Linked DNA regions of Homo sapiens: regions 1, 2, 4, 5, 6 and 7 are each linked to region 3. A link is a contact called in ENCODE Hi-C or POLR2A ChIA-PET data. All regions are on one chromosome and are shown on one strand. The core of a region is the stretch at or near the end of the contact, and the rest is flanking DNA. Distances in the headings are between cores, read along the strand shown.

Evidence for each region. A loop is a pair of places that touch in the nucleus more often than their neighbours do. ChIA-PET counts read pairs that join two places held with the same protein, here RNA polymerase II (POLR2A). Pooled maps may share reads with other maps.
Region 1: a map with no recorded cell type shows a loop between it and region 3 (14-fold over the local background). The contact joins the promoter of DLST here to the promoter of ALDH6A1 in region 3. A Hi-C loop is called at or near these places in 2 of 37 single-sample maps with no recorded cell type and 7 of 50 pooled maps. POLR2A ChIA-PET finds 5 or more read pairs at or near these places in 1 of 52 experiments (activated B cell).
Region 2: a loop to region 3 is called in a pooled map, with 17 times the contacts of the local background. The contact joins the enhancer-like site here to the promoter of ALDH6A1 in region 3. A Hi-C loop is called at or near these places in 8 of 50 pooled maps. POLR2A ChIA-PET finds 5 or more read pairs at or near these places in 2 of 52 experiments (CD4-positive, alpha-beta memory T cell and MCF 10A).
Region 4: a loop to region 3 is called in a map of CD8-positive, alpha-beta T cell, with 17 times the contacts of the local background. The contact joins the promoter of PSEN1 here to the promoter of ALDH6A1 in region 3. A Hi-C loop is called at or near these places in 3 of 168 maps with a recorded cell type or tissue (CD8-positive, alpha-beta T cell, naive thymus-derived CD4-positive, alpha-beta T cell and natural killer cell), 1 of 37 single-sample maps with no recorded cell type and 14 of 50 pooled maps.
Region 5: a loop to region 3 is called in a map of B cell, with 21 times the contacts of the local background. The contact joins the promoter of YLPM1 here to the promoter of ALDH6A1 in region 3. A Hi-C loop is called at or near these places in 1 of 168 maps with a recorded cell type or tissue (B cell), 2 of 37 single-sample maps with no recorded cell type and 13 of 50 pooled maps.
Region 6: a loop to region 3 is called in a map of CD8-positive, alpha-beta T cell, with 4 times the contacts of the local background. The contact joins the promoter of EIF2B2 here to the promoter of ALDH6A1 in region 3. A Hi-C loop is called at or near these places in 1 of 168 maps with a recorded cell type or tissue (CD8-positive, alpha-beta T cell), 1 of 37 single-sample maps with no recorded cell type and 9 of 50 pooled maps. POLR2A ChIA-PET finds 5 or more read pairs at or near these places in 2 of 52 experiments (activated CD4-positive, alpha-beta T cell and activated T-cell).
Region 7: a loop to region 3 is called in a pooled map, with 9 times the contacts of the local background. The contact joins the promoter of MLH3 here to the promoter of ALDH6A1 in region 3. A Hi-C loop is called at or near these places in 8 of 50 pooled maps.

Annotation. Positions count from the first base shown.
Region 1 is chr14:74,880,412-74,883,410 of GRCh38, forward strand. DLST (dihydrolipoamide S-succinyltransferase) reads left to right here and starts at 1,505. Exons shown (of 15, transcript NM_001933.5): 1 at 1,505-1,605; 2 at 2,180-2,213. The coding sequence starts at 1,543. RefSeq lists silencers at 1,437-1,663, 1,520-1,849.
Region 2 is chr14:74,834,490-74,837,189 of GRCh38, forward strand. YLPM1 (YLP motif containing 1) reads left to right here. Exons shown (of 21, transcript NM_019589.3): 20 at 776-958; 21 at 1,286-2,700. The coding sequence ends at 922. Among named protein-coding and RNA genes, the nearest start is that of PROX2, 40 kb to the right of the region's middle. Within about 2 kb of position 1,307, at least 5 of the 41 ENCODE cell types and tissues checked have a DNase peak (open chromatin) inside an H3K27ac peak, as active enhancers do.
Region 3 is chr14:74,082,850-74,085,702 of GRCh38, forward strand. It overlaps ALDH6A1 (aldehyde dehydrogenase 6 family member A1), which reads right to left and starts at 1,604. Exons shown (of 12, transcript NM_005589.4): 1 at 1,498-1,604. The coding sequence starts at 1,545. It overlaps LIN52 (lin-52 DREAM MuvB core complex component), which reads left to right and starts at 2,107. Exons shown (of 6, transcript NM_001024674.3): 1 at 2,107-2,144. The coding sequence starts at 2,126. It also overlaps a transcript of BBOF1 not described here. RefSeq lists an enhancer at 2,016-2,195.
Region 4 is chr14:73,135,125-73,137,824 of GRCh38, forward strand. PSEN1 (presenilin 1) reads left to right here and starts at 1,383. Exons shown (of 12, transcript NM_000021.4): 1 at 1,383-1,459. RefSeq lists silencers at 1,163-1,242, 1,503-1,562 and an enhancer at 1,733-1,842.
Region 5 is chr14:74,761,901-74,764,600 of GRCh38, forward strand. YLPM1 (YLP motif containing 1) reads left to right here and starts at 1,416. Exons shown (of 21, transcript NM_019589.3): 1 at 1,416-2,462. The coding sequence starts at 1,590. RefSeq lists an enhancer at 1,124-1,463.
Region 6 is chr14:75,001,630-75,004,380 of GRCh38, forward strand. EIF2B2 (eukaryotic translation initiation factor 2B subunit beta) reads left to right here and starts at 1,292. Exons shown (of 8, transcript NM_014239.4): 1 at 1,292-1,524; 2 at 1,646-1,766; 3 at 1,922-2,070. The coding sequence starts at 1,362. RefSeq lists enhancers at 839-928, 970-1,650.
Region 7 is chr14:75,050,076-75,052,775 of GRCh38, forward strand. MLH3 (mutL homolog 3) reads right to left here and starts at 1,392. Exons shown (of 13, transcript NM_001040108.2): 1 at 1,305-1,392. RefSeq lists a silencer at 1,005-1,194.

The DNA.
Region 1 (2,999 bases), core at 255-2,754, 800 kb after region 3:
CTCCTGATCTCAAGTGATCCACCCACCTCATCCTCCCAAAGTGATGGGATTACAGGCGTGAGCTACCACACCAGGCTCAGAAGGATCTTTGACACAGATATAAAGGATGATGGGCTAGAGAAAGCGAGAGCGGAGGCTTAGAACTGCTTAGGGAGCTTTTCAAATAATTCAGGTGAAAGCTACTGAGGAGTTAATTGTGGGTAGCAGCAGGGCAGAGCTGTTTTCTCTATTTCTAGTTAGGACTTTGGCCCATCCTTCCAGAATTTCAGTGGCAGTGCTTTCAGGGTTCAGGTGAGTGAAGGCACTGTAAAGGTCCTGATGGAATTTGAGGCCAGCCTGGGCAACATAGTGAGACCCCGTCTCAATTTATATTAAAACATAAATTAATTAGAAAAATAAAAAATAAAGGTCCTGAGGGCCAGGCAAAATGCCTCAGATAAAGAAATCATCATGAACGGCACCAAGTGGTTCATTCATTCATTCATACATTTATGTGTTACTAATTCAGCCAGAGGTTTAAAGCACATCTTTTTCATTAGGAAGGTGAGCCTTAAAGGTGAATACTCAAGGGGCCTGAATACTTAAGGAGGGGAAGGGGATGCTATATGCTTTCACTTCAAGTCAGCGGGAAGAATGGCACACTCAAAGTGGGGAGGTCAGCCTGGCATGGTGGCACCTGTAGTCCCAGCTACTCCAGAGGCTGAGGCAGAGGGATCGCTTGAGCCCAGAGTGTCGAGGCTCCAGTGAACTATGACCTTGTTTCTTAAAAAAACAGCTGGGAGTTTATATTCTAGGGATAGGGTGACAAACGAACAACTTCCAAAATGCACAAGATGTATGGGGAACAATTAGTTTGGCTGGAATTTGCGTTGGGGGGAGATCAGAAGCTGTTGAGAAATAAGGCTATAGTTGGTGAAGATATCCGACTCGTAAAAAGGCAATGGGATTTAGAAATTCCTGGGATTCTGTTTCTTTGACTCGGGGTTAGGAAGACAGGGAAGTAACAAGTGCCTTTTTTTTTTTTTTTAATAGTTAAGGGACCTGAGACTGGGGGTGGGGGGCAATGTCATCTGCCCCAGGCCACACAAGTGTAAGATCAGGCATGCATGTCTGCCAAGGTTTCAGTTCAATGTCCGTGCCCCTCTTTTGCTCTCTTCCCAAGGTACAGAGGCGGAACGGCGCGGTGCCCTCGGGTCCCAAGAGAGAAGGGCGCCAAGCTCAGAGCCAGTTCTGTGGAAGGGTAGGGGAAGGCCTGACCCCGGGGGCAATGTGGTGGCGGGACAGTCGTATACACCTTCAGGAGAACCACCTCAGGCTGACAGGCAGTGCGGAGGGCCCCAAGAGCGCCTTAGGGTTGCCTGCTCCAGAGAGCGGGACTCCTGCGCTGCAGCCGGGATACTGGGCGCCGCCGTGCGCCCACCCCCTGCCAGTGGTTCGCTCCGAACACCCCTCGTCGGGCGGCGGGTACTGCGGCCCGCCCCACTTCCGGTTGTTGTCCGGCCCTATATCCGGTGTCCGCCCGCCCTCGGCTCCTCCGCCGTGATGCTGTCCCGATCCCGCTGTGTGTCTCGGGCGTTCAGCCGCTCGCTCTCCGCCTTCCAGAAGGTACGGTCTGGCCGAGCCGGGGCCCCGACGGGTGAGGAGTCTGTTGGCGGGCAGAGAGGCGGCCTGGAAGGCAGGGGCGCGGCGCGCCGGCCGGGCCGGGCACCAAGGGCACTGGGACGCGGAGGCCGCGCGGGCTGGGCGGCCCGGGGCCGTGGTTGCCCTCGGGACCGTTTTGCGGAGCCCAGCGGCCCCCTGCCTTCTCCAGGCAGCCTGCGGGGAACGTTTCCTGCTGTACCCCACCCTCCGCGCGGGAGCTGGGGAGCCGCGCCCGTCCAGATACTTGACTCAGAGTTAGGGAGGAGGCGCGGCGGAGTCCTCCGGCGGGATTCGGCGCCCGTCTCGTCTTGCTCTGTTAAAATCAGTGGGTATTAATGAGTCCCGTTGGGAAGTTGAGATAGTTTGGCAGGCCCAGCGTGTTGATTGGGTCTGCCAGCACGGTGTGTTGCATTTACCTTCGGAGTTACGAGATTCACCTGTCACCACCACTGGGACAGCTTTGAGCGTGTACTTAAAAGAAAAAGCTGGGTTTTTTTTTCATCTTGGGTGACGTCGATAATGTCTTCTTTCTCAACAGGGGAACTGCCCTCTAGGGAGACGTTCCCTGCCTGGTAAGTTCTGCCCTTACCGTCACCTAAAATGCTCTCCTCCTGGGCAGAGCAGTATGTGAGGAACTCGGGGGTGCCTGTGTTTCTCATAATATTTAAAGACAGTTTGGTTCAGAGAGTAGTGAGACGCAATGCTACATAATCACGAGCTATCGCTTATTCATTTAGCTCGTAGTTGAGTTTCTACTGTGTTAGGCACTGTGCTAGACGCTAGGGATACAGGAGTGGATACAGAAGTGTACAGTTCTTGCCCTCGTGGAGCTCCTAGGCTAGTTGGATAGTGTCAGTTGCTAAACAAGCCAACAAAGGCAAATTTTTGTAACTGCTGAGAAGGAAACGAGGGTGGACAGAAGAGCCCTTTTTGAGGAGGTGACTTAAAAGTTATGGCCATGGCCGGGCGCGGTGGCTGACGCCTGTAATCCCAGCACTCTGGGAGGCTGAGGCGGGCGGATCACGAGGTCAGGAGATCGAGACCATCCTGGTTAACACGGTGAAACCCCATCTCTACTAAAAAATACAAAAAATTAGCCGGGCGTGGTGGCAGGCGCCTGTAGTCCCAGCTCCTCGGGAGGCTGAGGCACGAGAATGGCGTGAAGCCGGGAGGCGGAGCTTGCAGTGAGCCGAGTTCGCGCCACTGCACTCCAGCCTGGGCGACAGAGCGAGACTCCATCTCAAAAAAAAAAAAAAAAAAAAGTTATGGCTAGCAGAATGTGACGGAGCTAACCCAGTGAAGCCCAGGAGAAAGAGAATGGCATTCACAAAGACCCTGAGGAAGAAAAGAGGTTGGCA
Region 2 (2,700 bases), core at 57-2,556, 750 kb after region 3:
GATAATTATACTACGGTGTGGAAGTTCAAAAGCAGACATATCAAAATCCGGAAGTTAACTGTGGAAAGCAGTGATTATTTGATTGGCAAAGGAAAAAGGGGTAAGTCAGGGAAGGATGACTAGACTCATGCCAAGTGGATAAGGTTAGGGAAAAGACATTTCAGGAAGAATGACTAGTACATATATGCAGAGTTATAGAGACATGAAATGGTGCGATGCGCTCTGAGTGCTAGAAGGAAGTCTGTATTGTTTGTATAAAATGCCATAGGCACTGGCCAGAGATGTTGCAGGAAAGTGTAGTTGGGGCCAGATCAAGAGGGACCTGAGTTCTTGGACTTTGCCTGGTAGGTAGGGGAAGGAGTTAAAGCAAATGAATCACAACTGTGTGTTTTAGGAAGATCACTCTGGCAGCATGAATCTGGAGCGGGTGAGTACAGACAGGAAGACTAGGTAGAGATTAGTGCTTTGCTTTCAGGTGAAAAAAAAATGAGGTCAGTGAATTATTAAATAAAAAGGAATGGCAGAGGAGAAAGAGAGGACAGGATTGAGCTGAACTGTTCAGGAGCTGGAATGGTTAGGACTTGGATTGTCCAGAGAGTTTTCTCTTTGTGACTTAAAATATATGGCTTTTCCCAGTTTTCCTGGGTTAGTTTTTAATTTTTTAAACTTGCGGTTTCAAATGAGTCATTCTACCCCTTAGACTGTCCAGAGAGGGAGGGGGCTCTTTGCATATTTATTTTTCCTAAAGCTCAGCCTAATGCTATGTTCTTTTTAGGTCAGATGGGCAGACCTGGAAGAGAAGAAGGATGCAGATAGGAAAAGGGCCATAGGTTTTGTGGTCGGACAGACTGATTGGGAGAAGATCACAGATGAAAGTGGTCACCTGGCTGAAAAAGCCCTCAATCGAACCAAATATATATGAGACTTAGTTTTTGAACGGAGTCATTATTCCTCTAAGGTAAGAGTACACAGTCATATAAATAGCCTACTGTGTGGTTGCTTCAAAGGGTTTGAGATAAAGAAGACAGCATATTTTGCTAAAAATGCTCTCTTCTTGTGTTATTTTATAGTTCTGAAAGAGTAAGTATGTACTAGTTGTTAACATTTACAATACTATTAGAAAAGGAAGCCATTTTCTGCAAGCTGGCTCACTTATAAAAATAAAAACCTTGAGAAAAACTTGAATTCTATAGATTTGGGAAGGACTGAAATGATGTTATACTAAGGGCTACTGAACTTTTTGCCTGTTCTTTCCAGGTGTGACAGCCTTTTCTTTTCTTTCCAGGTGGTTCGCTTTGAGGTGGTCTGAAGCCAAGGCCTCGCGGAGCTTCTTTGTGTGTCACCTTGCTTCCACGTTTCAGTTCTTGTTTTGTTTCTACTGCTTTAGTTTTTTTTAAAGTTCTCCAGTGTCCCCAAGAGGTATTAGAATCTTGCTGTACCCAAGCAAGACGTTAATTTTTCTTTTAACTGTTTTGGGGAGGGAGGGAGTGATAGCTTAACTGCTGAAGCCAGGCGGGGGTCTGCTGGAGGATTCCAACAGAGAGTATTTCCTCCACTGTACAATGTCACAGACTATCTCTATCATCATTGCTTTGTGGCTGTTTCTGTTTTTTACTGTATGTAACTGGTAGCTGATTGTACTAGGATTAAAAACAATAAACTTTCATGATAAAGCCGATGAGATTCATGGGCTATACAGCATGGGCCCTTTTCTCTTGTTTTCTTAATTTTATTTTTAATTGCTTTTTAAATATGGTATGTCCTAATTAAATGCTAGCTGAACATCCCAAAACCTTTTTTTCATTGAATATTATATGGCTCAATGATTCCGTAGCACATGTTGTAAAACACAGGGTTCAAATGATGTTCAAAACACTCATCTTTGTTTTATAGCTGATTTCTCTATCTTTGTGTCTTGAAGACTGACCAAGTTCAAATATTCATCAGTTCCCTGGAGCATATCCATTCTGTAACATGATGCTTTATTTAAAAATTTTTTTTGATCCTCTCTCTGTTCTTCCCTCTCTTCTTTCCTTCCTTCTTCTTTTCACTTTCTGCCTTTATGCTGTTAGGTTTTTATTTTTTCCTGATCTGGCTTTGAATTCTGGTAGACAGAACTGATGTATTCTGTGGAACTCAAGCTTGTTGCCTTCATTTGAACTTGAATTGTGGATTTTTAAATGAAGATTGCAGGGAAAGAGTATAAAGATGCAGAGCACTCTGGCATGTAACCTTTAAGCCTGTCAGGTTTTCAAGTTCTTGCCAGATTGTTCATTACTGGAAAGCATGGCCTTCTGCACAGAATTTCCTCTCTTGTGGTTAATACCAGGTGGAACCCAGAAACATACAGAGATAAAACCCAAATATTATTTCTATGTAAACACAGAAAAGGGACTCTTCCCTTTTTCATCCTGCAAAGAAAAAAGTCATCTTTTAGCATGAAAGAAGATGAGAGAGCCTTCTTCCTCAAGCATAATTTGCATTTTGTAATCCAACTCAGTAATTTGTAAATGTGTTCACTGAAGACTTCAATATTTTGAAATATTCTCTTTCAGGCCACAGATGAAAATCCTTTACTTTTATGACCTACATTAAAGACTGTATGAATAGAGCTAATAGTTACTAGCATTTGAATAGTATCACTTTGGGTTCAACAAATTGATATTATAGTACTGAATACCCCTAATTTAATGGAAATTC
Region 3 (2,853 bases), core at 354-2,853:
GTACATGGAAAGAGAGATTCTTCTCCTTGATGGAAAAGGACAAAATACTTTCTTAAGGTTCTCAATGACTCATTGTGATGGGAGGGGAAGAGGAGGCAAAGGAAAAAAGCCAATTTCAGTAAAAGATTTCAAGAAGTTGGTAAGAAAAATATAGGGTGGAAACTTTGTTTTCCTGCTACTAAAAAAAGATACTAGAACAGAACAAGGATCGCAGCAAGAAATATGAGTGAGGCCAGACCATCTGCCAAACCCTTCAAACTCATCCTTTCTACCTTCCCCATTAAATAGCATATTTAAAAATGAATCTTTGCTGACTCTGCCAAGAATCTTAAAACTGCCCAAGTTTCTTTACTAGAACTCACGGAAACCTGGTGAATACTAATATTACCTAAAAGCTCAGCAATATAGAGGAAATTCTCAGACTGGATGTAATGAATAAGAACGGCACTGTTGTTTCTTGCAGACTGTTTCTTGCCTGCGGTAAATCTTGCCACATACTCTAAATCCTTGGTAGGCCATGAACAGGGGAAAGACTATAAACAGAGTTGGAGATTACAGGCCTCAGGCATGCAACTCCTGTAGCTTTACCATTTCTCCTTAGGTTGGCTTCAGAGAGGACTCAATCCCCCAAGTGCAGAGATGAGGGTGTGTAGCACTAGAAGAGCTGATTTTGGGGTGGGAACTTAGACTTCTTGTCTTACCTGGCTCCCACTTTCTATCACCCGTTTTAAAGATGTTTGGTACCTTGAACATACATGGAACATACTGGTAGCTTTAACTGTGTGCCCTTATCTACCCTATCTATGTAGATGTGCCCTATCTATGTAAACTGTAACTTAGCTGAGAAAAAGTTTAACTCAAAGTTTTGGCAAGAAAGGGGACAGCCAGTCCATGGAAAATACAAAGAGCCACACTTAGGGAAAATAGCTTAGCAAATGGCTGCCTTTGGTGAAAATCTAGAGTCCACCTCTAGAAGGAAATTCAAAGTTCATACACTGACCCTCGCCCCTCGCGTCCCCCCTCCCCCTTACCTCAGATCACCACGGATAGTGAAGTAGGGTGGGGGAAGGGAGCAATGGCAAAGTGGACGCTCACGGCAGGGGACAGAGTAACCAAAAAGAGTAGTTTCTGGGGGAGAGAGAGAAGGCTGGTGCAGAGGTAAAAAGGAAAGACGGTGGGCGGATGGAGAGATGAGGGCAAGAGAGTGACAGCAGGGAGCGGGCAGAGCTGGAGAAGGAGAGTGGGCGAGAGCCAGAAAAGAGGAGGCTTAGGAGTAAAAGGGTAGAGGGCCAAGGGTAACAGCCCAGGGTTGGATCCGGGACCAGGGAGGTTATGAAGTGAGGGCTGGGCATGGGACAGGGCCGCACAGGTCGGGTAGGAGGTCTGGCCAAAAAGGGGTTGGGCCAAGAAGGTGGTCCCGCCCGAGGATGGCTCAGGGAGCGGACGGAAAGGATCCAATTCCTAGCTTCATGGTGCCTTGGCACCACCCTCACTCGCCTGCAGGATCCGGGCTCGCACTGCCGCCGCCGCCAATAGCGCCGCCATGGCTCTCGGCCGCCCTAGCTCCGCACCCCGCGCCTCTACTGCCCAGAAGCACTACAGCTGCCAGGCCTCGCCCTCCATCCTGCCAGGCTTCCTCATTGGTGGGGAGGACTATTTTCTCCAGCCAATCACTGGTCCGAACACCTGATTCCTCTCCTCACACCCCCGTCCTGGGGATAAGTGATTGGTTAGGAGCGAAAATGCTCTCGCCCTCTGCCACCTCAGCCAATGACGTAGGCGGAGGTAGAGAAGACGCCCCTGACTTGGACACTCCCTACCGAGCACACGGGGAAGACGCCCCCCTAACCTGGAACTCCGATTGGCCAAGGGCGGAACCGAGGCCCCACCCCCCCACTGAAAAAAGTAAATAAGACCCTTCAAGAATTTTGCAGTCGCTCCACCTCAACATCCGCGTAAGGGGCGTGGCTATACTTAGGGGCGGGGCTAGGCAAAGATTGCCCTATGAGGCGAGGGAATGAGACTGGGCTGCGAGTTGGGGATAGGGTTTCTCTTTGGGGGCGTGGCTTATGGAACCTCGTTTTCCCGCCGACGGTTGGCCACGTCACGTGACATGGGTTGGAAGATGGCGTCTCCCACAGACGGTAAGAGCCGGCTTAGAGATCTTTGCCTGCAGCCTCCTTCTTTGCTCTACTGGGAACATCCACTCTGTCTCTGCCCCTCGAACATACATTTCTTTCTTGGGCTCTTCTCCTTTCCCTTTTATTTTTTTTCTTGAGATCCATCGCCGTCTTCAGCTCACCGGTTCTTCACAGCAGCTCCGGAGGTGCCCAGTTTCCCCGCTCTGTACCAGGCGTGTGGAGGAGGGCACTAGGGAGGGACTCATTCTGGGTAAAAGGACAGGGGGGTCGCCCTGTGCCTTCCTTATCTCTATTTGGGCGAGGCTGAGGGTCGAGGAGGAGATGTTTCTGGAGGACGTGGCTTACTGTAGTTTTTTCCTTGGGGTACCCATTGAAAGGATCAGTTCTCTTCTGATTGAGCGCACGGATGGAATGATTCTCACAAACCCTCGCAGGGCTGCTGGCTGACCTCATCTCGATACTGAACCGCAAGAGAAACATGATCTCTCTCCTGTCTCCTCAGTTTGGGACCATTGCCGTGGCAGCAAGAGAAGCGGGGGACGTTCTCGGCCCCTCGCCCTGAGAGTCGCGAGGAGAATCAGTATTGAGCTTTTAAGTGTCGTCTTGCACAGGTCGCAACCTGTCTTCCATCTGCTTTACGTGTTGTTTCTTAAGGCTGAGTGAATTAACGATTTCTGTTTATATATTGTGTAAAATGCAAGTCATTTCAAGT
Region 4 (2,700 bases), core at 133-2,632, 950 kb before region 3:
CTAAAATCCCTACTCTTGTTAAAGTGGGGGAGGTGAAGAATTTTAAAAACATCTTTTTTCGTTCAACCTTCTCCCACAACTTATCTTTCATTCTGCTAATGGAAAATATTACTTTTGTTCTTAAATATGAAGCTTTTGTGTGTAAAAAGTATTAGAATCTCATGTTTTTGAACAAGGTTGGCAGTGGGTTGGGAGGAGGGATTGGAGATTGATGCGATAGGAATGTGAAGGGATAGCTTGGGGTGGATTTTATTTTTTAATTTTAATTTTTATTTTTTGAGATGGAGTCTTGCTCTGTCTCCCAGGCTGGAGTGCAGTGGTGTGATCTCAGCTCACGGGTTCAAGCGATTCTCCTGCTGCAGCCTCCCGAGTAGCTGGGATTACAGGAGCGCGCCACCACACCCGGCTAATTTTTTTGTATTTTTAGTAGAGACGGGGTTTCACCATGTTGGTTAGGCTGGTCTAGAACTCCCAACCTCATGATCCGCCTGCTTCGGCCTCCCAAAGTGCCGGAATTACAGGCGTGAGCGACTGCACCCGGCCGCTTGGGGGTGGATTTTTAAAGAAACTTTAGAAGAATGTAACTTGCCCAGATACCATGTACCGTTAATTTCATTTTCGGTTTTTTGAATACCCATGTTTGACATTTCTCCGTTCACCTTGATTAAATAAGGTAGTATTCATTTTTTAGTTTTAGCTTTTGGATATATGTGTAAGTGTGGTATGCTGTCTAATGAATTAGACATTGGTACTGTCTTTACCAAAACTGGACAAAGAGCAGGCAGATGCAAAAATCAAGTGACCCAGCAAACCAGACACATTTTCTGCTCTCAGCTAGCTTGCCACCTAGAAAGACTGGTTGTCAAAGTTGGAGTCCAAGAATCGCGGAGGATGTTTAAAATGCAGTTTCTCAGGTTCTCGCCACCCACCAGAAGTTTTGATTCATTGAGTGGTGGGAGAGGGCAGAGATATTTGCGATTTTAACAGCATTCTCTTGATTGTGATGCAGCTGGTTCGCAAATAGGTACCCTAAAGAAATGACAGGTGTTAAATTTAGGATGGCCATCGCTTGTATGCCGGGAGAAGCACACGCTGGGCCCAATTTATATAGGGGCTTTCGTCCTCAGCTCGAGCAGCCTCAGAACCCCGACAACCCACGCCAGCGCTCTGGGCGGATTCCGTCAGGTGGGGAAGGCCAGGTGGAGCTCTGGGTTCTCCCCGCAATCGTTTCTCCAGGCCGGAGGCCCCGCCCCCTTCCTCCTGGCTCCTCCCCTCCTCCGTGGGCCGGCCGCCAACGACGCCAGAGCCGGAAATGACGACAACGGTGAGGGTTCTCGGGCGGGGCCTGGGACAGGCAGCTCCGGGGTCCGCGGTTTCACATCGGAAACAAAACAGCGGCTGGTCTGGAAGGAACCTGAGCTACGAGCCGCGGCGGCAGCGGGGCGGCGGGGAAGCGTATGTGCGTGATGGGGAGTCCGGGCAAGCCAGGAAGGCACCGCGGACATGGGCGGCCGCGGGCAGGGCCCGGCCCTTTGTGGCCGCCCGGGCCGCGAAGCCGGTGTCCTAAAAGATGAGGGGCGGGGCGCGGCCGGTTGGGGCTGGGGAACCCCGTGTGGGAAACCAGGAGGGGCGGCCCGTTTCTCGGGCTTCGGGCGCGGCCGGGTGGAGAGAGATTCCGGGGAGCCTTGGTCCGGAAATGCTGTTTGCTCGAAGACGTCTCAGGGCGCAGGTGCCTTGGGCCGGGATTAGTAGCCGTCTGAACTGGAGTGGAGTAGGAGAAAGAGGAAGCGTCTTGGGCTGGGTCTGCTTGAGCAACTGGTGAAACTCCGCGCCTCACGCCCCGGGTGTGTCCTTGTCCAGGGGCGACGAGCATTCTGGGCGAAGTCCGCACGCCTCTTGTTCGAGGCGGAAGACGGGGTCTGATGCTTTCTCCTTGGTCGGGACTGTCTCGAGGCATGCATGTCCAGTGACTCTTGTGTTTGCTGCTGCTTCCCTCTCAGATTCTTCTCACCGTTGTGGTCAGCTCTGCTTTAGGCATATTAATCCATAGTGGAGGCTGGGATGGGTGAGAGAATTGAGGTGACTTTTCCATAATTCAGGTGAGATGTGATTAGAGTTCGATCTGCGGTGGTGGCAGAGGCTTACAAGAAACACTAACGGGACATGGGAACCAATTGAGGATCAGGGAATAAAGTGTGAAGTTGACTAGGAGGTTTTCAGTTTAGAACATGGCAGAGACATTCTCAGAAATAAGGAAGTTAGGAAGAAAGACCTGGTTTAGAGAGGAGGGCGAGGAAGTGGTTTGGAAGTGTCACTTTGGAAGTGCCAGCAGGTGAAAATGCCCTGTGAACAGGACTGGAGCTGAAAACAGGAATCAATTCCATAGATTTCCAGTTGATGTTGGAGCAGTGGAGAAGTCTAAGCTAAGGAAGGGGAAGAGGAGGCCAAGGCAAACACTTAGGAACACTTGCAACGAGGGGGTGGAAGAAGAGCAAGGAGCCAGCTGAGGAGAATGAGTGTGGTTGGAGAACCACCACAGCGCAGGGTCGCCAGAGCTGAGGAAGGGGAGGGAAGCTTCAGGAAGGAAAAGGTTGGCAGGGATTTTGAGTGTTAGGCCTGGTGTAGCAGAAGGAACAGAAGATTTAGAGCAGCGCTAGCCAATAGAAATAAAATGTGAGGCCCGGGGCGGTGGCTCACGCC
Region 5 (2,700 bases), core at 166-2,665, 680 kb after region 3:
CTCCTGAGTAGCTGAGATTACAGGTGAGCACCACCACGCCTGGATACTTTTTGTATTTTTAGTAGGCATGGGGTTTCACCATGTTGACCAGGCTGGTCTTGATCTCCTGACCTGGTGATCTGCCTGCCTCAGCCTCCCAAAAGTGTTGGGATTACAGGAGTGAGCCCCCGCGCCCTGCCTCTGCGTTTCTTTTCTGTCTATGAAATTATCCCGATTGTTCTGCTCATTGGAACACTGTTTCTGCTTTATAGAATGAGACGTTGCCCAATTCTAGAATAGCAGGTAAAAGTTAATTAAGATCTTTAAACTAAATTTGTTGTAATTTTGTCTTTTGACATGTAATTTTCTGTATATTCGTTATACTTCAATAAAAAGTTAAAAGAAACATAACTAAATTTCTATTTGAAAACAGAAGCTCTTCCTTTTGAAGGATGCCTTGCTGCTCCACTTTCCATTCACATTCACCTCCTGAGAGAGGTGAAGATCTGGGTTGCTAAGATGGAAGAAAGGTCAATTATTTGCATGTTACTCAAGTGATGCACTGACACAATATTCTCACAGTTCTCCCTCCCCCCGCCCCCCCCCACACACCCAAAAGAATTCAGTGTATTAGCTTTGCTTTTTAGTGATTCACTCAAGCTAAAGTAAGAGTTTATGTCTGGTATTACGTTGAGAGCTTTTGGAAGATTATCTTCCAGGTTGTCTTTAGACCATCTTTGTATCTGGTTTTTGCTCTCTTTGCTTTTGCTCTGAGATTCTGCAACACCGATTTATATGTGTTGAGACAGTCTAAAAAATTCCATTTCTCCCCTTCTACAATTCCTGCAGATGTTACTCACTATATGTCTGCAGGAATTGGTGTAATCTTACACTCTGCCTTGAAAACACCTTTCCATTCTTCACAGCTTTGTTCCCAGTTGAATTTCTGGGGAGAATTGAGTTAGGTCTATTCATTTAATTTGGGAGAAACTGACATCTTTACAATTTTTCCTCTTTTCACCCAGGATCATGGTAAGCCTCTCCATTATTTGAAGTCTAATTTCATCCTACTTGGATATGCTTCTTTATGACTCTGTAGCTTTCTACATATAAGTCCTACATCTTTCTTGTTAGAGTTTTTCCTAGTTGCTTTATGTTTTTTTGTTGTTGTTGCGATTGTTGCTATTGTGAATGGAACCTTTTTTTTTTTTCATTCAAAAATGAACCCGTGGAGCGATAGGATCTCTACCACCTCTTTCGGCTGTGAGACTCTATGGTTTTTCAGTTCTATGAGAACATTCTACTGGAGCCTACATTATCTGAACCCAAAGGAAGATGGCAACCACGAGTCGCCAAGTAAAGGACCGCTCTATCTCGCCTTTGTTCTCCTCTCGGTGGTTACTGCGCAGACGTAGTCGCCCAAGTCGCGTCCCCGCCTTCCCGGTCGCGGGCCCAGCTCGGGAGCGCCGGCGCACTGGCGCGCTCCGTTTACACGCTCCGGGGCCTGTAGGCGCCGCGAGTTCCGGCTGTCGCCGTCGCCGCCGCGGCTCCTGGAGGTCGGTTGCGACGAGTAACGGCGCCAGGACGAGCCCTGCGCCTTCTTTTTCGATATGTACCCGAATTGGGGCCGGTATGGCGGGAGCAGCCACTATCCGCCGCCACCGGTCCCACCGCCGCCGCCAGTGGCGCTTCCTGAGGCCTCGCCGGGGCCCGGGTACTCGAGCTCGACGACTCCCGCGGCCCCCTCCTCCTCGGGCTTCATGAGCTTCCGCGAACAGCACTTGGCGCAGCTCCAGCAGCTGCAGCAGATGCACCAGAAGCAAATGCAGTGCGTGCTTCAGCCCCACCACCTTCCTCCGCCCCCTCTGCCGCCCCCGCCAGTGATGCCGGGGGGCGGCTACGGAGACTGGCAGCCGCCACCGCCACCGATGCCCCCGCCACCCGGGCCGGCCCTCAGCTATCAGAAGCAGCAGCAGTACAAACACCAGATGCTCCACCACCAACGAGACGGGCCTCCTGGTTTGGTTCCAATGGAGCTGGAATCCCCCCCTGAATCTCCCCCTGTGCCGCCTGGGTCCTATATGCCCCCATCTCAGTCTTACATGCCCCCACCTCAGCCGCCACCCTCTTACTACCCCCCGACCTCATCTCAGCCCTACCTGCCTCCTGCTCAGCCGTCCCCTTCGCAGTCCCCACCTTCCCAATCCTACCTGGCGCCCACCCCTTCTTACTCATCCTCCTCCTCTTCCTCGCAATCCTATTTGAGCCATTCCCAGTCCTACTTGCCCTCTTCTCAGGCATCTCCTTCCCGCCCCTCCCAGGGCCATTCTAAATCCCAACTACTAGCTCCACCACCACCGTCCGCCCCCCCTGGAAATAAGACAACTGTCCAGCAAGAGCCTTTGGAGAGTGGGGCCAAAAACAAGAGTACTGAACAGCAGCAAGCCGCCCCTGAGCCAGATCCCTCTACGATGACTCCACAGGTAAGAAAGCATCTGCCTGAACCTCATCTTTCACCTAGAGGGCCCTGAATGAGCAGGCCTCAGGGCTTTAACCAGTGGTTAGTCTAATTCCAACACACAATGACTAGCTAACACTCCAAAGGATTCCGTAAGAGTCAGAGGGCTGACAGCTCAGCTTTTTAATTAGCTAGATGTGAATTACCAAAAAAACAGCGTTTGTAGATGTGTATGGATTACATACAGTGGTGGGGTGGCTCAA
Region 6 (2,751 bases), core at 42-2,541, 920 kb after region 3:
ATATTGAATTTTGTCAAATGTTTCTTCCTGCATCAATTGACATGATCATGTGGTTTTACTTCTCAGATTGTTAATATGGCATATTACATTGATTTTTAAGTGTTTAATCAGCTTTGCATTCCAGGTTTATGTTTCACTTTGTAATTACATATTATTCTTTTTTTATGTATTGCAGGATTTGATGTGCTAATAATTTGTTGCAATTTTTGCTTCTATGTTCATGAGAGATATTAATCTGTAATTTTCTTTTCTTTGTACTACCTTTGGCTAACTTTGGTATTGACATAATCTTTTTGGAGGGCAATTTGTTAATTGTAACAAAAGTCTAAAATGTGCTCGCCTATGGATTCCACTTTGAAGAATTTATCTTAAGGAAATAGAGATTTCTATTACACACATACTTTGGGTTCAGGTAGACCTGGATTTAAGTATGAACCCAATCCTTTATTAACTGCTTAAATTCTGTGGGTCTGTTTCCCAATCTGTAAAATGGGGATAAGAGGACCTATTTCAGACCTTATTAACTGAGACAATTCACACACAGTGCCCAAGAACCAGTAAGCTTTAAGTAAATGGTAACTCTTGGTATTATGTTATACTCTCTGGCCTCTCTGTAGGAGGACAATTCTGTCCAAATCAGAGGATGTCATCTTTGCTTCTGTATTGGCTCCCACTTTGAATCTCCTTAATCTTCCTCATCTCTAATTTCGCCGTCTTCTGTTAGACGTGTTAGGCCTTGAGAATACAAAAGCAACAAAAGATATCGTCCTTGTTTTCAGAGACATGAACCTCCTAGACACAGGCGCAAACGGTACCAAGCAATGTAACAGAACAAAAGTGAGACGTCTGCCCAAGGGGCAGCCGACCCTGGACATGCATTCAGAGCGTCAGTGTCAGCTGACACTCGGGAGTGACAGCTCGGGCAGTCACCGAGCTGGGAAGACAGGAGGGAGTGCCGCAACTTCTTCAGTGTAGCCTTAAGTCGCGGTGAGGGGCGCGTAGAGACTTGCTGCTCCCATAGCAACGGGACCAGCCACCCTCTACAGGCCTGACGGGTTACTTCCGTTCACCGTCGGCTGAGCCAAGAAAGGCCGCTTCCGATCCTCCAGCCCCCGAGGCGCGGGGGCGCGCGGACGCCCGGTTATAACTGAACAACCCGAGCCCCACGTCTCTGATTGGCTCAGGCAGAGGAAGGGGGCGGGAGATCGGCAACGAAGGGCGTAGCCGGCTTCCACTCAAACTTGAGGTTTCCCCCCATCCCCTCACAGCGGAAGCCGACCTCGCCCGCCCCGGAAGTGCAAACTGTGTGGTCTGGCAGGTGTGGATTCCGCCGGTGAAGGCTGAAGGCAGCTACCTTAAAGATGCCGGGATCCGCAGCGAAGGGCTCGGAGTTGTCAGAGAGGATCGAGAGCTTCGTGGAGACCCTGAAGCGGGGTGGTGGGCCGCGCAGCTCCGAGGAAATGGCTCGGGAGACCCTAGGGTTGCTGCGCCAGATCATCACGGACCACCGCTGGAGCAACGCGGGTGAGGCCGGCCTGCCTCCGCCGGCGAACCTGGCCCCTGTCTGTTCCCGATCCCAGGGCTGAAAATTTCCCAGGCCTCACTTCGCGTTGGCTCCTCTTATCCTCTCTCTTTTGGACTGTAGGGGAGCTGATGGAGCTGATCCGCAGAGAGGGCAGGAGGATGACGGCCGCTCAGCCCTCCGAGACCACCGTGGGCAACATGGTGCGGAGAGTGCTCAAGATTATCCGGGAGGAGTATGGCAGGTCAGGCTCACGTCCTGGGCTCCTGGTTGGATCCAGTGACACTTTTTGCACGGGCCCCTCTACCTGCTCGGAGACTTTATTGGAGCTGAACAGCCCTTGTTACCTGCCTGACCACTCCTCCCCACCTCTCTCTTTGGGTCTTGTTGCCTCTATAGACTCCATGGACGCAGCGACGAGAGTGATCAGCAGGAGTCCCTGCACAAACTGTTGACATCCGGAGGCCTAAACGAGGATTTCAGCTTCCATTATGCCCAACTCCAGTCCAACATCATTGAGGCGATTAATGAGCTGCTAGTGGAGCTGGGTAAGAGGCCTGATCGCTGGGAAAATGGGACTGGTCACAGGCACATAAGGGAACAGAAGCCTCTGAAGGTTGTTCATTAGCAGAGATGGGAGATTAGCTGTCTTCTGGTTCTCAGAGGTTTGTCCTCCTTCCTGATTAGGAAATGTTGCAACAGGTGACAGGACCAAAGTAATCCTCTCTACTTTTCCTTACAGACCAACCCTTGATAGACTACAGATCTGTGGAGTGGAACAGACTCTATTAGGACAGAGTTTTATTTTCATTGTAAAGAAACAAAATGAACTCCCTAGAGAGCCAAGGTCGATAGACCTCCTTCACTATCTGAATTTTTATACACACGTACACGTATACCATTTCTATCCCCCTTGTCATTGCGGTCCAAGTGACTTGCAGATATTCATTGTAATCAGAGGATGAAGAAGCTGCTTCCAAATTGCTCCCCCATTTTTTCTTCTCTGGCCAGTCTCTCTCATGTAGAAGTGTTGTGGCCACCTTTTGGAGGAAGACTTCTTTTAGGCCGAAGCTCTCTTTACCCTATTCTCAGCACTTTAGGATTTCCCAGATTGCCATTCCTTGGCTGAATCTACTGTCTTCAAAATCAGTTGTAAGGAGCTCTGTAGTGACAGAGGTGGTTCATAGGTAGGGGTACTTCTGGAAGAGGGCAGGCAGAAAATCCCAGAG
Region 7 (2,700 bases), core at 142-2,641, 970 kb after region 3:
ATTATTCATGACAAAAATGTCCAAGCTAGTTTCATAACATTTATACATTACACAATAACCATGACTTTTAGAAAAATACTTATAATGAATTGCTAAGACATTGTAATAAGGTGAAGCAATAGGAAGAAATTTTAAGAATCAAATTGTATCAAAGAGAGATTGGGGGCATTAAGAGGTTATTATTATTATGGTTAAGTATAGTCACCTCAGGGAAAGAGGCTGGGAATGGGAAAAGATAAAGCAGGAAAATTCCTTTTCATATAAACCTTTCTTTGCCATTTGATTGTTAAATCCTGTTCATGTATTACTCTGATGTTTTTAGAAAGTCGTTATTATTCTTTTTTGAAACAGTCTCACTCTGTCACCCAGGCTGGAGTGCAATGACACAATCTCGGCTCACTGCAGCCTGCACCTCCCGGGCTCAAGCAATCCTCCAGCCTTAGCCTCCCGAGTAGCTGGGATTACAGGCGCTCGCCACCATGCCTGGCTAATTTTTGTCTCTTATGTAGAGATGGGGTTTCACCATGTTAACCAGCCTGGTCTCGAACTCCTGAACTCAAGTGATCCTCCCGCCTTGGCCTCCCAAAGTGCTGGGATTACAGGTGTGAACCACCGCGCCCGGCCAGAAGGTCATTATTAATATTCTTTTGGTCTTTACAGATGGGCATAAACTACCTTGGTAATAATAATGATGGCATGGGGCTGCCTGAACTTGATTTTAAGTTTTCCTGCAAGTGAAAACACAAAAACAAAAAACAAAACAAAAAAAACCAAACCCTAAGATTCCAGTGCCATTAAAGGTCTCCCCTTCTTCTCCATCAGTGAGAGCCACGTGGGTGGGCCCCTGCAGGCGGTGGGGCCGGTTTTCCAAACTCGGGACAAATCAGGGCTCTTAACTGCAGAATTTCTGCTGCTTTCTAAGCTAATGCACTAAGCAGCCGGCAGCAACTGACGGGTAAACGTTTAACAAGTATTCCGATTAATGTAAACCCAATGATTTCCTGATGACGCCTCCCAGCGCCTGGGACTGACGGGACGCACGGGCCTGGATCCAGGGCACGGGGGCCTGGGAGGGCCGCGCGGGCCGAGTCCGGGGCAGCGCTGCCTTCCCGCCAGGCCCAGCCCCTCCCTGGCCAGCCCCGTCCTTGTCCCCAAACTGGGCCCGCCCGGCCGCCAGGCCGCCGGGCCTCCGGGGCCCTCGCGCATCCGGCTCCGAAAGCTGCGCGCAGCCATCATCAGGGCCCTTCTGGTGTTAGAAGAGACCCCGGCATCATCTTTTCGTCGCGTGCTTCCCCCAGAGTCACCTGGAGTCCCGCTTAACAAATTCTCCGACACCAACCGCCTCGGACGCCGACGCGCGCACCTTGGATCTTGAGGCTCGTGCGTGCCCACGAGCATGCGCTTCGGAGGGGGCGCGCCAGGCCGCGAGACACCAGTGCGCATGCGCACCAGTTGTTCCAGCCAAGGATCCGCATCCCAGGGTTCAGTGAACCGGTACCTACAGTCTCAATCCTTATTCCCTTTTGGCATGGTGTTAAAGACTATGTCGTAGCTTTTACTTTTGTTTTTATTTTTTTTTCCCGTGTTTTCCCTTTCCTTTTTTTTCTCATTTTCACCTTTGCTCTTAACTACCGTTTAATTCAATATATATTTTATGTGTTTACTTATTGTCTTCTCTCCCTAGAATGTAAGCTATGTGAAGGTAAGGAGTTTATATATTTTGTTTACTGCTGTATCCCAGTTACCAAGAACAGTGCCTGGCCTATGGTAGGCACCGAATGAATGAATAATTCCAGAGCCTGCCATCTTAGAATTATGGCATTTGGAGCTGGAAAAGGCTGAGAAACTGTCTAACTCAACTCTTTTTTTTTTTTTTTTTTTTTTTGAGACGGAGTTTAGCTCTTGTTGCCCAGGCTGGAATTCAGTGGTGCGATCTCAGCTTACTGCAACCTCCGCCTCCAGGGTTCAAGTGATTCTCCTGCCTCAGCCTCCCGAGTAGCTAGGATTACAGGCATGCGCCACCACACTCGGCTAATTTTGTATTTTTAGTAGAGACGGGGGTTTCTCCATGTTGGTCAGGCTGGTCTCGAACTCCGGACCTCAGGTGATCTGCCCGCCTCGGCCTCCCAAAGTGTTGGGATTACAGGCGTGAGCCACCGCACCCGGCCTTTGCTCAACTCTTAATTTACAGATGACAACACCAAGACTCTCTTCACTGACTTGAATCTCCCCAGTGCCACCACAGCTTTTAGTTATAAAAATAACTAAAGGAGAGCAGAACTCTGAGAATGCTGTGAGAATAAAGTGTTTTGGAATTGTTAACCAGTCCTTAGTTTTTGCTTTCTATCTCATTTTCATTGAGAATTTAAAGTGGAATTTATAACGAATTTGTCAGACCTGGTAAGCATTTGATATATGCTAGTTTAGTGACTAACCAAACCCAACCAACCAGTCTTCTAGGGCTGATTAAGCAAAATCCTGATAACTGTTTATGATTATTACTATACCTAGGGCTGCCATAACAAAATACCTCAGACTGAGTAGCTTAAGCAGCAGAAGTCTATTTCCTCTCAGTTCTAGAGACTGGAAGTCTGAGATCAAGGTGTTGGCAGCAACGATTTCTCCTGAGGCCTCTCTCCTTGGCTTGTAGATGGCCATTTTCACAGGGTCTTTGATTTTTGCACACGTGTCTATAGCCAA